Regions from separate parts of the Homo sapiens genome. Here region 1 is linked to region 2. A link is a contact called in ENCODE Hi-C or POLR2A ChIA-PET data. All regions are on one chromosome and are shown on one strand. Each heading gives the region's core, a stretch centred on a gene start or an enhancer-like site at or near the end of the contact. The rest is flanking DNA. Distances are from core to core; before and after follow the strand shown. Region 1 holds the start of DCDC2 (doublecortin domain containing 2). Region 2 overlaps ALDH5A1 (aldehyde dehydrogenase 5 family member A1).

What was found. Hi-C counts contacts between places; a loop is a spot of excess contacts on that map. ChIA-PET counts read pairs that join two places held with the same protein, here RNA polymerase II (POLR2A). Pooled maps may share reads with other maps.
Region 1: a pooled map shows a loop between it and region 2 (5-fold over the local background). The contact joins the promoter of DCDC2 here to the enhancer-like site in region 2. A Hi-C loop is called at or near these places in 2 of 37 single-sample maps with no recorded cell type and 4 of 50 pooled maps. POLR2A ChIA-PET finds 5 or more read pairs at or near these places in 3 of 52 experiments (A673, HCT116 and activated naive CD4-positive, alpha-beta T cell).

The regions. Positions count from the first base shown.
Region 1 is chr6:24,354,664-24,360,679 of GRCh38, reverse strand. DCDC2 (doublecortin domain containing 2) reads left to right here and starts at 2,621. Exons shown (of 10, transcript NM_016356.5): 1 at 2,621-3,222. The coding sequence starts at 2,930. It overlaps KAAG1 (kidney associated DCDC2 antisense RNA 1), which reads right to left and starts at 3,777. Exons shown (of 1, transcript NR_174942.1): 1 at 2,395-3,777. RefSeq lists enhancers at 385-474, 308-896 and a silencer at 615-764.
Region 2 is chr6:24,514,457-24,520,843 of GRCh38, reverse strand. It overlaps ALDH5A1 (aldehyde dehydrogenase 5 family member A1), which reads right to left. Exons shown (of 10, transcript NM_001080.3): 5 at 5,534-5,677; 6 at 300-443. Among named protein-coding and RNA genes, the nearest start is that of ALDH5A1, 23 kb to the right of the region's middle. RefSeq lists enhancers at 2,608-2,807, 3,318-3,367. Within about 2 kb of position 3,108, at least 3 of the 41 ENCODE cell types and tissues checked have a DNase peak (open chromatin) inside an H3K27ac peak, as active enhancers do.

The sequences.
Region 1 (6,016 bases), core at 1,372-3,871, 160 kb after region 2:
GGAAACACTGGCAGAGATGAGCTGCAAAATTTCAACTCTTTAAACATTTTCCTGGTGCCACAATATGTATGTCCCAGACTGGACTGGACAAAGCGACTCTTTACTGGGGCTGTTACTATTCTCACAACTCCTCTCCCTGTTATTCCTCAGACAGAGCTAACAATCTACACAAATAGCACAGATGTGGGCTCTTGGACAGCCAGTCAGACATTTAGCCTTCTTGCGGCAGTGAAAAAATCCTTTCCCTGGCGTAAAGCTTGGCACAGGGTAGGCACTCAAAATTTTGTAGGTTTTCCTTTTCACCGCCGTGGCCCCAACTAGCACAGGGCCTTGCACACAGCAGGCGTCCATTTACTGAATGAGCGCATGATGAATGAGCGCATGATCATGTCACCTGTTTCTCCCTCTTCCTCCAAACCCCTGTTCTTCCGCCTCTGCCCCACGCAGCCAGCATATCCCAAGGAGCCAGGCGCAAGCCAGGCCTGGTTCACTGACTCGCTCCCCGCGCGAGGCTGCGGTTGCTATGGAAACAGCGGGAAATAACAACTCCGTTCCCCTTGGGTGAGAGAGGCCCGCAGAGGTAACAGCAGCTGGAGGAACAGCGTGAGCGGCGCGCAGCCGCCGCAGAGTTCACCACTGTGCCACCCGAGCCGCACCGCCCCGCCCCCGCGCGGCCGGCGCCCGAGCTCCCCTCCCCTCTCCAGCACGCGAGTGTCGGTAGGTACTACGGCGGAGGGCACCTCCTGGGCCCGCCTCCCCAACCAGGGCCCCGCTTGCGCGCTGCCTGCTGTCTTCACGTGATGCGCACCCGAGCTTCGCCGCCAGGCGGCGCTGATCATCGGGGAGGGGGTTAGGGGTCCTAGACACGCGAGTCTTCGCTCTGTTTCTCATTCATTCATTCATTCACTTAAATGTTATTTTTCCCTTCCTTCCTTCCCTCCCTCCTTCCGGGATGGGGTCTTGCTGTGCTGCTCAGGTTGGTCTCAAACTCCCGGGCTCAAGTGAGCCTCCTGCCTCAGTTTCCCAAAGTGCTGGGGTTACAGGCATGAGTCACGGTACCCGGATTCTCTCTTTCTCTCTCTGAATATATATAATATATATAAAATATATATATAAAAATATATAATATATATAAAATATATAAAAAATATATATAAAATATATATAATATATAAAATATATATAATATATTATATATAAAATATATATTATATAGTATATATAAATATATATACTATATAGTATATATAAATATATATAATATATAATATATAAAATATATATAATATATAATATATAAAATATATATAATATATAATATACATAAAATATATATAATATATAATATATATAAAAATATAAAATATATAATATATATAAAAAATATAAAATATATAATATATATAAAATATAAAATATATATTATATATAATATATAAAATATATAAAATATATAAAATATATAATATATAAAATATATATAATATATAAAATATATAAAATATATATAAAATATATAAAATATATAAAATATATAATATATATAAAATATATAATATATATAATATATAATATATAAAATATATAATATATAAAAATATATGATATATAATATATATGATATATAAAATATATAATATATATAAAATATAAAATATAAAATATATAATATATAAAATATATAATATATAATATATAATGTATAAAATATATAATATATAATATATAATATATAATATATAAAATATATAATATATAATATATATAATATATAATATATTATATATATAAATATATATAATACATATATATTATATATATTATATATAATATATAAATATATATATAAATATAATATATATATTTATATATAATATATAAAATATATATTTTATATATTATATATAAAAATATATAATATATAAATAAATAAATAAAATATATATAAAATAAAATATATAAAATATATATATAAAAAAAATATATATTTTATTTTCTAAGACAGGGTCTTGCTGTGTCGCCCAGGCTGGAGTGCAGTGGCAAAATCATAGGTTACTGCAGCCTCGACCTCCTGGGCTCAAACAATCCTCCCGCCTCAGCCTCCGAGATAGCTGGGTCCACAGGCGAATACCCTGCCCACCTACTTTTTTTTTTTTTTTTTTTTTTTAATTGTAGAGACCGGGTCAGGCTGGTCTCAAACTCCTTGCCTCAGGGGATCACAGGCGCGTTATAGAGACGGGGGCTTTCCCTGTGTTTCCCAGGCTGGTCTAGAACTCCTGGTCTTAGGCAGCCCTCCCGCCTGGGCCCCTCAAAGTACTGGAATTTGCAGGCGTAAGCCACCGCATCTGGCTTTGCACATTTATCTTCCAGCAAAGAAAAACCTGGGCAACTACATCCAGGAACTTAATTGCTTTAATTTGGGAGCAAGCAGGAGATTGAGGGGTAAAGGTGCAAGAAGAGAGAAAAGAAAAATTAGGCTGTTTGGAAAGGGTAGCACAGATATGATGTAAGAAATTGGGTTTCACCATATTTGTGTGTGTGTGTGTGTGTGCGTCCTCCTCTCTCCTGCCCTCACTAGGCGTGCCTGTTTGAAGGCCCCGCGCGTTTCCGGCTCCTGCTCAGAAGCTGTCCACCTTGATTCTGCCCGTAGCAGGTGAACCTGGTGTGGTGCGCGCACTGCGGGTCCTGATTGGCTGTGCACGCCACGGTGAAAAACTTGAGCGTCTACTCCGAGTCCTGCAAGCTCCTAGTGTCTCCTCTGGGTGGACGCCTAGGCGCACGGCCGTTACTTCTCTTTCACCTGTGGATTCGTCAGTTTCTCGTTCGTTTCAGGAGGCGATCCCGCGCCCTGGGTGCGGTGAGGCCGCTGGGACAGCGGAGGTGCCTCCCGACGCGAAGCAGCGAGCTGAGGCGGCGGCCAGCGGGGAAGATGAGCGGCAGCAGCGCCAGGTCCAGCCACCTGTCTCAGCCCGTCGTGAAGAGCGTGCTTGTGTACCGCAACGGGGACCCCTTCTACGCGGGGCGCCGCGTCGTCATCCATGAGAAGAAGGTGTCCAGCTTCGAAGTCTTCCTGAAGGAGGTGACCGGCGGCGTTCAGGCACCCTTTGGGGCCGTCAGGAACATCTACACCCCGCGGACTGGCCACCGAATCCGGAAGCTAGACCAGATCCAGAGCGGGGGCAATTACGTGGCTGGAGGCCAGGAAGCCTTCAAGAAACTCAAGTGAGTCGGTCTCCCCCACCGCCCACCCATTTAGGTGCCCTATAGTGTGGGGTTGATATGAAGAAATGCAGATCCCTACCCCCCCACACCTCAGTGGTTGAGGGGCTGTGACTTCTCGGTGTGATTGATGCCCCTCAAAACTCTCGTTGCAGTTGGGGGGTAGAGGTTGACACTGTGACTGGAGAAGGAATTTCACTTGGGTCAGCAGTAGGAGTAAACTTAAAATCTGTGTATAAACAACAGGAATCTTAAAGAAAATAAAAAGGTATCCTTGCAAAGGTTAGTGACCAAACTGATACTTTTGCGTTTTCTGTTCAGTTTTTTCTTTCCTTTTCCTTATTTTTTTTCCTTGGAAATCCATCCTTTTAATTTAAATAAACATTCTTAAAAATCACTTCCAAGTGTTGGACACTATATTGTCACCAGAGGAGAAAATTGCTCTGCATTTCCCGTACTGTTTAAATTATTTCAACCTTTCATTCCAAGTAGAATTGACAACACTCACTTTTGTGACCCTGCTCCCACCCCCTGCATGTTTATGCTGTTAGCATAATGCAGGAAGAGTTTACTGGCTGACTGTATTTGTCGACTGTCTGTCTCCAGCAACGTGATTAGACCTTCAAGGGCAGGGGTCCTTATTCCCAGCTCTTGAGCTCACTCATAGTGAGTGTTCAGTGAATTAAGAAACCGTCAGTTCAGGGAACAAAGATGAGCAAGGCATGATTCCTTGTCTTTAGGAGCTTTCAGTCTAACTGGACTACCTGCACACTAACAATTTTAATGCAAGCTACAAAGGGATATGTGCATAGAAAAATAAAGTTATGTGGGAATTGTGAGTTGAGAGTTGGTTGGGGTGGTCATTATAGGACAGGTAGAATTTTACATTCCATTTTTTTTTTACAGCTTTATTGAGATAGATTTCTCATGGCATGAAGTCCAACCATTTCATTGGCTTTCAGTGTATTCAGAGTTGTGCAACCATCACCACCAACTAATTGTAGTTCATTTCCACCCCTCCCGCCAAAACATTTGTACCTCCCAGTTTCCTCTGTCCCCTGTCATCTGGAAACCACTAATCTATTTTCTGAATCTATGGATTTGTCTATTCTGGACATATCATATAAATGGAATCATACGGTATATGGTCTTTATGTCTGGCTTATTTCACTTACTGTAACATTTTCAAGGTTCATCCATGTTGTATCATACATCAATACTTCATTCTTTTTATTGTTGAATAACATTCCATGATTTGGGTATATTACCTTTTATATCCATGCTTATCCATTTATCAGTTTGATGTATATTTGGGTTGTTTCACATTTTAACTATTATGAATAATGCATCTATGAATATTTGTGTACAAGTTTTCATTTCTCTTTGGTGTATACCTAAGAGTGAAATTGCTGGATCACATGGTAACTCTGTATTCCATAGTTTAATAGAACATTTTAATTGAAATTCATCTTGGGCCCCAGGATAGAAAAAAGCCTTGACCATAAATCTAAGCTTATGAATTCATAAGCATTATTGGATTCTTAATAATTAAAATTCAAATAAAGTCTTATAACTACATAGAAATATTTTTCAAAATATCACTAAAATTCTTGAATGTAATCCTTCTTCTCCTATATTTGTTTAAATTGAGTTCTAGGTATTCTATTATACTTTTTGTTACGTCAGACATTCTTTTCATGGAAAGTGAGGGATATATTTGGATTTATTTTTCCCTCCCCTGAAGCTTCTTAAGCATGCTTTGTTAAACTTCGTAAAAAAGGGCTAAATGAAATTGCATGCTTAAAGGAAACTTAAAACCAGGAGACTGAAGACTGAGTTGCTCATCAGCTCTGTGTCCTTGGGCAAGTCGCTTGACTCAGCTAATCAGTTTCTTAATACAGAAAAGGTGCATAATCATTTGTACCACACAGGGCTGTGATAAAAAGTAAATGCTATAGATGTGTGTTTTGTAAACACCAAAGTGTTACATAAATATAAGACACCTCTATGACCAGTTCCTTTTGTTACATACTTTATTTTTTATTAAATATTTCCGTCTAAAGCAATTTCGTGGAAATGAAAGTCTGGTTCAGAATCTCTGAACGGCTGAAAATTGTAGACTCACTTTTATAGTTCATGTTCTTTTGTTTATTTGATCCTACCAACTCACAAGATTAAAAAAAAAAGGTACAGTTCCACACCAAATAAAAAAGTGTACTCAAGTCTCTCTAAGAGATTTGCATGTTATTTTTGCTTTCAGTTCATACACAAAAAACTGAATTTGTTATAACAGTGTCCATGGTTAGGTTTCCATGCTGACAGATGACTATTTTATTTGTGTTAAAGAAGTAGTATCTACGGTTATAATGATAGAAGCCAAGAATACTTGAATGTTGAATATATTTGAAACTTAGCACTTATAAGTTTATGTAAAGAATGGAGAAACTGTCAGAACAAAAGAAAGCCCAAACGATATTGAGGACAATTCGTGGGCTTTCATTTAGACCCTAAATGTTGGGAAAGACAGCAACATCTTTTTCAAATGGAACTGATCAAATCGCTGCTTGAATTGCTTTCACTTAGATTTTTCTAATATTTTTGAAACGATAACTAAACATCAGGTAGCTATTAAACCCTTATTTATTTCAAATGTGAGACCATACATTCACAACCTTTATTTTACAGCAGAGGATTCTAGAGAGTATTTCCCCCAAAACTTTCCCTGTGCATTGTTGGAAGTTGACTCTGCAGCATTAATCTTGTGGATCTGAAACCACTTTCCTGCACATGACAGAAT
Region 2 (6,387 bases), core at 1,859-4,358:
AAGCCAGGGACTGTACCTTATTTTGGGGGGGCCCCTCTGAGCCTAGTATAACCCTGGTAATAAAAAGTAAGGCATATACTAAATATTTGCTGAAAGAGTCAATGAATAAAGAATGAATAATGGAAGGAACCCAAAAGTTTCCTTATGGGATATAAGGCAGTAGAGGTGGTGGGATCTTTGTAACACACACACACGCACACACACACACACTCACATGCACACATATCACACACACACACATACACACACTCACACATGCACACGCAAACACACATCCTGAAATACTCTCCAGGACTCACCTGTCCAGTGTTCCTAAATTTAGATGCCATGGCCCCTGCTACAGCCTGGTCCACGTTGGCACTGTCAAATACTATAAATGGAGCAAGGCCGCCCAGCTCCATAGAGACCCTTTTCACAGAGTTTGCTGCGTGGTGCAACAGGATCTGTGAGCAGAGGAGAGAAAGCTGTGAGCACAGAAATCCATTACCAGGATTGTTAAGCCTTTGTTTAAAAAAATTACCAAATGGTGAAAAAAGCAAGGTGCACAGTGGTGTACATGGGATAACTTTGCATAAGAAAACGGAGAAATAAGAATATATATTTACATTTGCTTGTATTTGATAAAGAAACATTGGGAAGAGGCTGGGTGTGGTAGTGTGCACCTGTAGTCCCAGCACCTTAAGAGGCTGAAGTGGGAGGATTACTTGAGGCCAGGGGTTCCAGACCAGCCTGGGCAGCATAGGGAGACTCCATTTCAAAAATTAAATAAATAAATAAATTAGTAAAATAAACACTGGGATGACAAGACACTAAAAGTCATTATTTATAGAAAGAGGGAGTGAGTCAGGGTTGGGGTAGGGTGAGACTTGTCATGGTAAACATTAATACTGTCTTAATTTTTCAACCATATAAGTAAGTGTTTATCTATTCAAAACAATTATATGATGGGCTTAAAAATCATAGAGATAAGAAAATAAAATCACCTAGAATCCCACAACCCACAGCTTACACTGATAACATTTTAAAGTACATCCATTTAGAATGTAGCCATGCAGATTCAGGTACATGTACATTTAAAAAAAAAAAAACAGGATGGTATAATTATATAATTATACCGTTTCGTAACCTGCTTTATCTTCCCAATGAATCACATATTTGGGACGTCTATCTTAAAATTTTCATAACCCTTTATATCTTGCTCCTTTAATGTAACACTCTAATGTGAAGATCCTCTTGTGTCAGCACATATGTTTCTAGAACTTTATTTATTATTATTATTGAGATGGAGTCTCGCTCTGTTGCCCAGGCTGTAGTGCAGTGGCGCAATCTCCAGTTACTGCAACCTCCACCTTCTGGGTTCAAGCAATTCTTCAGCCTCAGCCTCTTGAGTAGCTGGCATTACAGACATGTGCCACCACACCTGGCTAATTTTTGTATTTTTAGTAGAGATGGGGTTTCGTCATGTTGGCCAGGCTGGTCTTGAACTCCTGACCTCAAGTGATCTGTCTGCCTCAGCCTCCCAAAGTGCTGGGATTACAGGTGTGAGCCACTGTGCCCGGCCTAGAACATTCCTTTAGATGCTTGCATAGTATTCCACTGCATGGCTCTTCTGTAATTTATTTATTCAGGCCCCATCTGTTGGACATTTAGGTTGTTTCCATCCTTGCCATTAAAAAAACGCTGTGGATCGCGCCACTGCACTCCAGCCTGGGCTACAGAGCGAGACTCCATCTCAAAAACAAAACAAAACAAAAGACAAAAACACTGTGATGATTCTGTCAGGATGAACATGTAGAATTGCTAGCTCAATGTATAATCATAAGGCTTTTGGTACCTATAGCTATTATAGTTTAAATATCCAGTAAGAGATTTCATAGCCTAAGAAGCTGCTTAGGGATGTTTAAATGCTTTATTAAGGATAGTAGGTCTTTGTCTAGTCATGGCTGCAGGAAAGATGGGACCACACTTGAGATAGTTCGAGTGAAACAGACGGTGTTCGCAAGCCCAAGGTGGCTCTAGGATTGCCCCCCAAGTGTTGTACATTCTGAGGTCATGAGTTTTGTGACACGGTTCTTGGTAAAAACACAGAATGGCTGGAAAGCTAGGCCTGTGTGGGTACTGTGTATGTGTCTGTATGTTAATATTCCAGCAATCAAATGGTAGTAACAATCTTCTCTGAAACATTACTGTTCAACAAAGTAGTTCAAGTTTTAAGACTAAACATATTTCTTTATCGGACGCAACATAACTATTTAAACTTTTTTTATGTTTTTATTTAAAAATTTTTAAGAAACGTCATTGACTTTTCCTGGATTTGCTTCAGTGCAAAAATGATTCTCACTGTTGGGTCACTCCATTTTGCCTCCACCTGGCCTTGAGCACAGGTCCTGTCTCTGGTGTCTGTCCCTCCACCTGCACTGGCTCTGTGTCCTCTGACAGTGTCCTCTCCCCACTCAGTCTCTGCTTCTCCAGGAAGGCGGCTTGCCCTGGCCACTGGGTATAGTGTAAACTCCTGTCATGTCTTAATGAATCTTTTCCCAGCTCCAGTTCCCATGGGCTGACCTCCTCAGGGCCTCAGCTTCCAAAGACAGCATGTGATTGGCCCAGCCTACCTTTCTTTCTTTTTCTTTTTTTGAGTTTAGGAGCAGAAGTTTAATAGGCAAAAGAAAGAGAAAGAAACAGAAAGCAAAACAGCTCTCTCTCTTCTCTAGTGAAGGAGAGGGGAATTCCTAGAGGAAAAGGCCCTGACCTAGCCCACCCTTCTATGCCAGGCTACTTGTCCTAGGTCACTGGCCAGCCCACAATTTCTGTTTCGCTCAAGTCAATGACCACTCATGATTCAGTTTTCTGAACAGAGGAAGAGATGAGGTATCATATGCTTTACAACATGGCTGCTGTCCTCTCAGCGGGGTCCTGGGAGGGGTGGCCCCCCTAGAAAGTGGCAAGGGCAGGGCAGGCATGCCTAGAACAGGCTCGCTGTGTATGCCTCAGTTATGAGGCAAGGTTCTCCACCCCAGGACCAGAAGCTCAGCCCCTAATCTCTGAAGACCAGCTCAGCAGAGGTGCTTGCTTAGTTATGCATCAGTTATCCCTTCAGCTATACTTGTCACATTTCCTGTTCAGTCACTAGAGGTGCATCACTGTCCTGGGTCAAGAGGAGCAAAGCTGGACTTGGCAGGGTCATGGCTGATATTTTCCTGGAGCCCTGTTAGATGAGGATAGTTTGCTGAGAAAACTGAGTTGCTGCCCTTCGCCCAGTATCCTGGAAATTTCTCTGGCTTGAATGAGAAGGATTTACAACGCTTTCTCCCAGGCTTCCCTCTTTCTTTCTAACTACTTCGTAGTAACATTTGAATCTTTCTGCGGATAAGTTTGCATTGTAAGACCCACTGATCAGGGGCATAGCAGTTTATGGATCTAAAAATTCCTATTTCTATTATGAATGAATGGTAGGATTCCACAGCACTACTCCCTGAGTATGAGTTTATAGCATGACAAAAGTGATTATGGTTGGGAGACATTAAAAGTACATTATTCCAGCTGGGCACGCTGGCTCACACCTATAATCCCAGCACTTTGGGAGGCCAAGGAGGGAGGATCACTTGAGGCCAGGAGTTCCGGATCAGCCTGGCCAACATGGCGAAACCCCATCTCTACAGAAAATACAAAAATTAGCCAGGCGTAGTGGCACATGCCTGTAATCCTAGCTACTCAAGAATCTGAGCACGAGAATCACTTGAACCCAGGAAGCAGAGGTTACAGTTAGCCAAGATCACGCCACTGCACTCCAGCCTGGGCAACAGGGCAACTGTCTCAAAAAAAAAAAGTTAAATTATTCCCTCCTGCTTCTCATGGTTTCTAAAATGACCATAGATGCACAAAATCTTTGAAATTAGACTTTTTTATTTTTATTATTTTTTGAGGCAGGGTCTCACACCTATTGCCCAGGCTAGAGTGCAGTGACATGATCACAACTCACTGCAGCCTCAACCTCCCAGGCTCAGGTGATCCTCTCACCTCACCCTCCCAAGTAGCTGGGACTACATGTGTGTGCCACTAAGCCCAGCTAATTTTTTTTTTTGTAGAGACAGGGTTTCACCAGGTTGTCTAGGTTGGGCTCAAGTGATCCTCCTGCCTTGGCCTCTCAAAGTGTGAGGATTACAGGTGTGAGCCACCACGCCTGGGCAGATTTATATATTTTATCTGTTATGTGTTTATGGACATGAACAATGTGAGTACAGATACATATATGTGTATATCTAGATATAAACTAGTAGAAAAAAGCACACCATCTGAAGAGAAACACCATAAACAAAAATTTTGTTCCACCTTGATTTTTTCTCTTTTGGACATTTTTTTATTATTTATTTTTTTTAATTTTTAATTTTTTTTTTTTTTTTTTTGAGACAGAGTCTCACTCTGTCGCCCAGGCTGGAGTGCAGTGGTGTGATCTCGGCTCACCTCACTGCAAGCTCCGCCTCCTGGGTTCACACCATTCTCCTGCCTCAGCCTCCTAAGTAGGTGGGACTACAGGCGCCCGCCACCACGCCCAGCTAATTTTTTGTATTTTTAGTAGAGTTGGGGTTTCACCGTGTTAGCCAGGATGGTCTTGATCTCCTGACCTTGTGATCCGCCTGCCTCGGCCTCCCAAAGTGTTGGGATTACAGGTGTGAGCCACCGCGCCCGGCCCTCTTTTGGACATTTAAAAGGATAAATAAACATCTACTTACAGGCATACACATTAAGTTTTTAGCAAAGAACATTTCATCATTTAAGGGAAAAAAAACTCAAAGAAAAAGACCTTTCCATTTCTCTAAGTACTTTTAGACTAAACACATTTTTGTTCAATTCAAAAACATCCATTTCAACATTAATTGTGTGTTTCTGGAATCTCTAACTCTAGATTATTGAAAGAAAGATGCATTCCAGAATTGAAAAAAATACAGTGGAGAACTTTCACCCACTTCATATACAACAAATAATGCAAAAATAATGGGACCCTCGCTGCCCCAATTTCTTTGGTTTTGTCAAGCAGGAACCTATGTCGTGCCACAAAGAACTGTCCAAAATATCCCCAGAGGATGGTCAGATATTACTTTATTCAACCAACAGACCTTTTTTTTGAAACAGAGTCTGCTCTGTCACCCAGTCTGGAGTGCAGTGGCACAATCTTGGCTCACTGCAACCTTCGCCTCCCGGGTTCAAGTGATTCTCATGCCTCAGTCACCTGGGTACCTGGGATTACGGGTGTGCACCACCATGCCTGGTTAATTGTTGTATTTTCTGTGAGGGGGTTTCATCATGTTGGCCAGGCTGGTCTCGAACTCCTGGCCTCAAGTGATCTGCCCACCTCAGCATCCCAAAGTGCTGGAATTACAGGCATGAGCCGCCGTGCTTGGCCTGCGACAGAGCTTTTAACACTCTGCTGGAAATCTTTCCAAAATTGGTGATCAGGATGAAATAGTATTTTTATAACCTATCAAGATAAAATATTAGAAAGACATTTGTTTTCTTTGAAACTTGAGTCACATACCTTTCCTGTAGTTGTTGAACCAGTAAAGGAAATTTTGGACACCAGAGGATCAGTACAAATTGCCTCCCCTACTTCCTTGGCATTCTTTCGAGAACAGGGAATAACATTGTATACACCTGAAGGAATCCCAGCCTGGCTTGCAAGCTATAAAGAGAAACAGCAAACATGTGCCAACAATTTACCAAACTGAAAAAAAAAAAAAAAAAAAGAAAAGAGAAATAAATAGATACTTAACCCAAAAAGTAATGGAAGAAAAATTAAGCTGACACTGGGGACAGACTAAGAATATATTTGAAGTTTAAATATAATTCTTATTAGTGCTAAAGTCACGTTAATATTAATGGGTTGTTAAAGATCATTACAATAAAATTTCTACCGGACATGGTGGCTCATGCCTGTAATCTCAGCGCTTTGGGAGGCAGAGTTGAGAGGATCACTTGAGCCCAGGAGGTGGAGGTTGCAGTGAGCCAAGGTTGCGCCACTGCACTCCAGCCTGGGGAACAGAACAAGACCCTGTCTCAAAAAAACAAACAAACAAACAAAATTCTTAGAGTATAAGTTTCTTTCTTTCTTTTTTTTTTTTAAGACAGTCTTGCTCTGTCACCCAGGCTGGAGTGCATTGGCATAATCTCCACTCATTGCAACCTCTGTCTCCCAGATTCAAGTGATTCTCCTGCCTAAGCCTTCCGAGTAGCTGGGATTACAGGTGCGTGCCTGGCTAATTTTTGTAGTTTTAGTAGAGACGGTTTTCACCATGTTAGCCAGGCTGGTCTCGAACTCCTGGCCTCAAGTGATCCGCCCACCTCAGCCTCCCAAAGTGTTTGGATTACAGTTGTGAGCCACCGGGCCTGGCC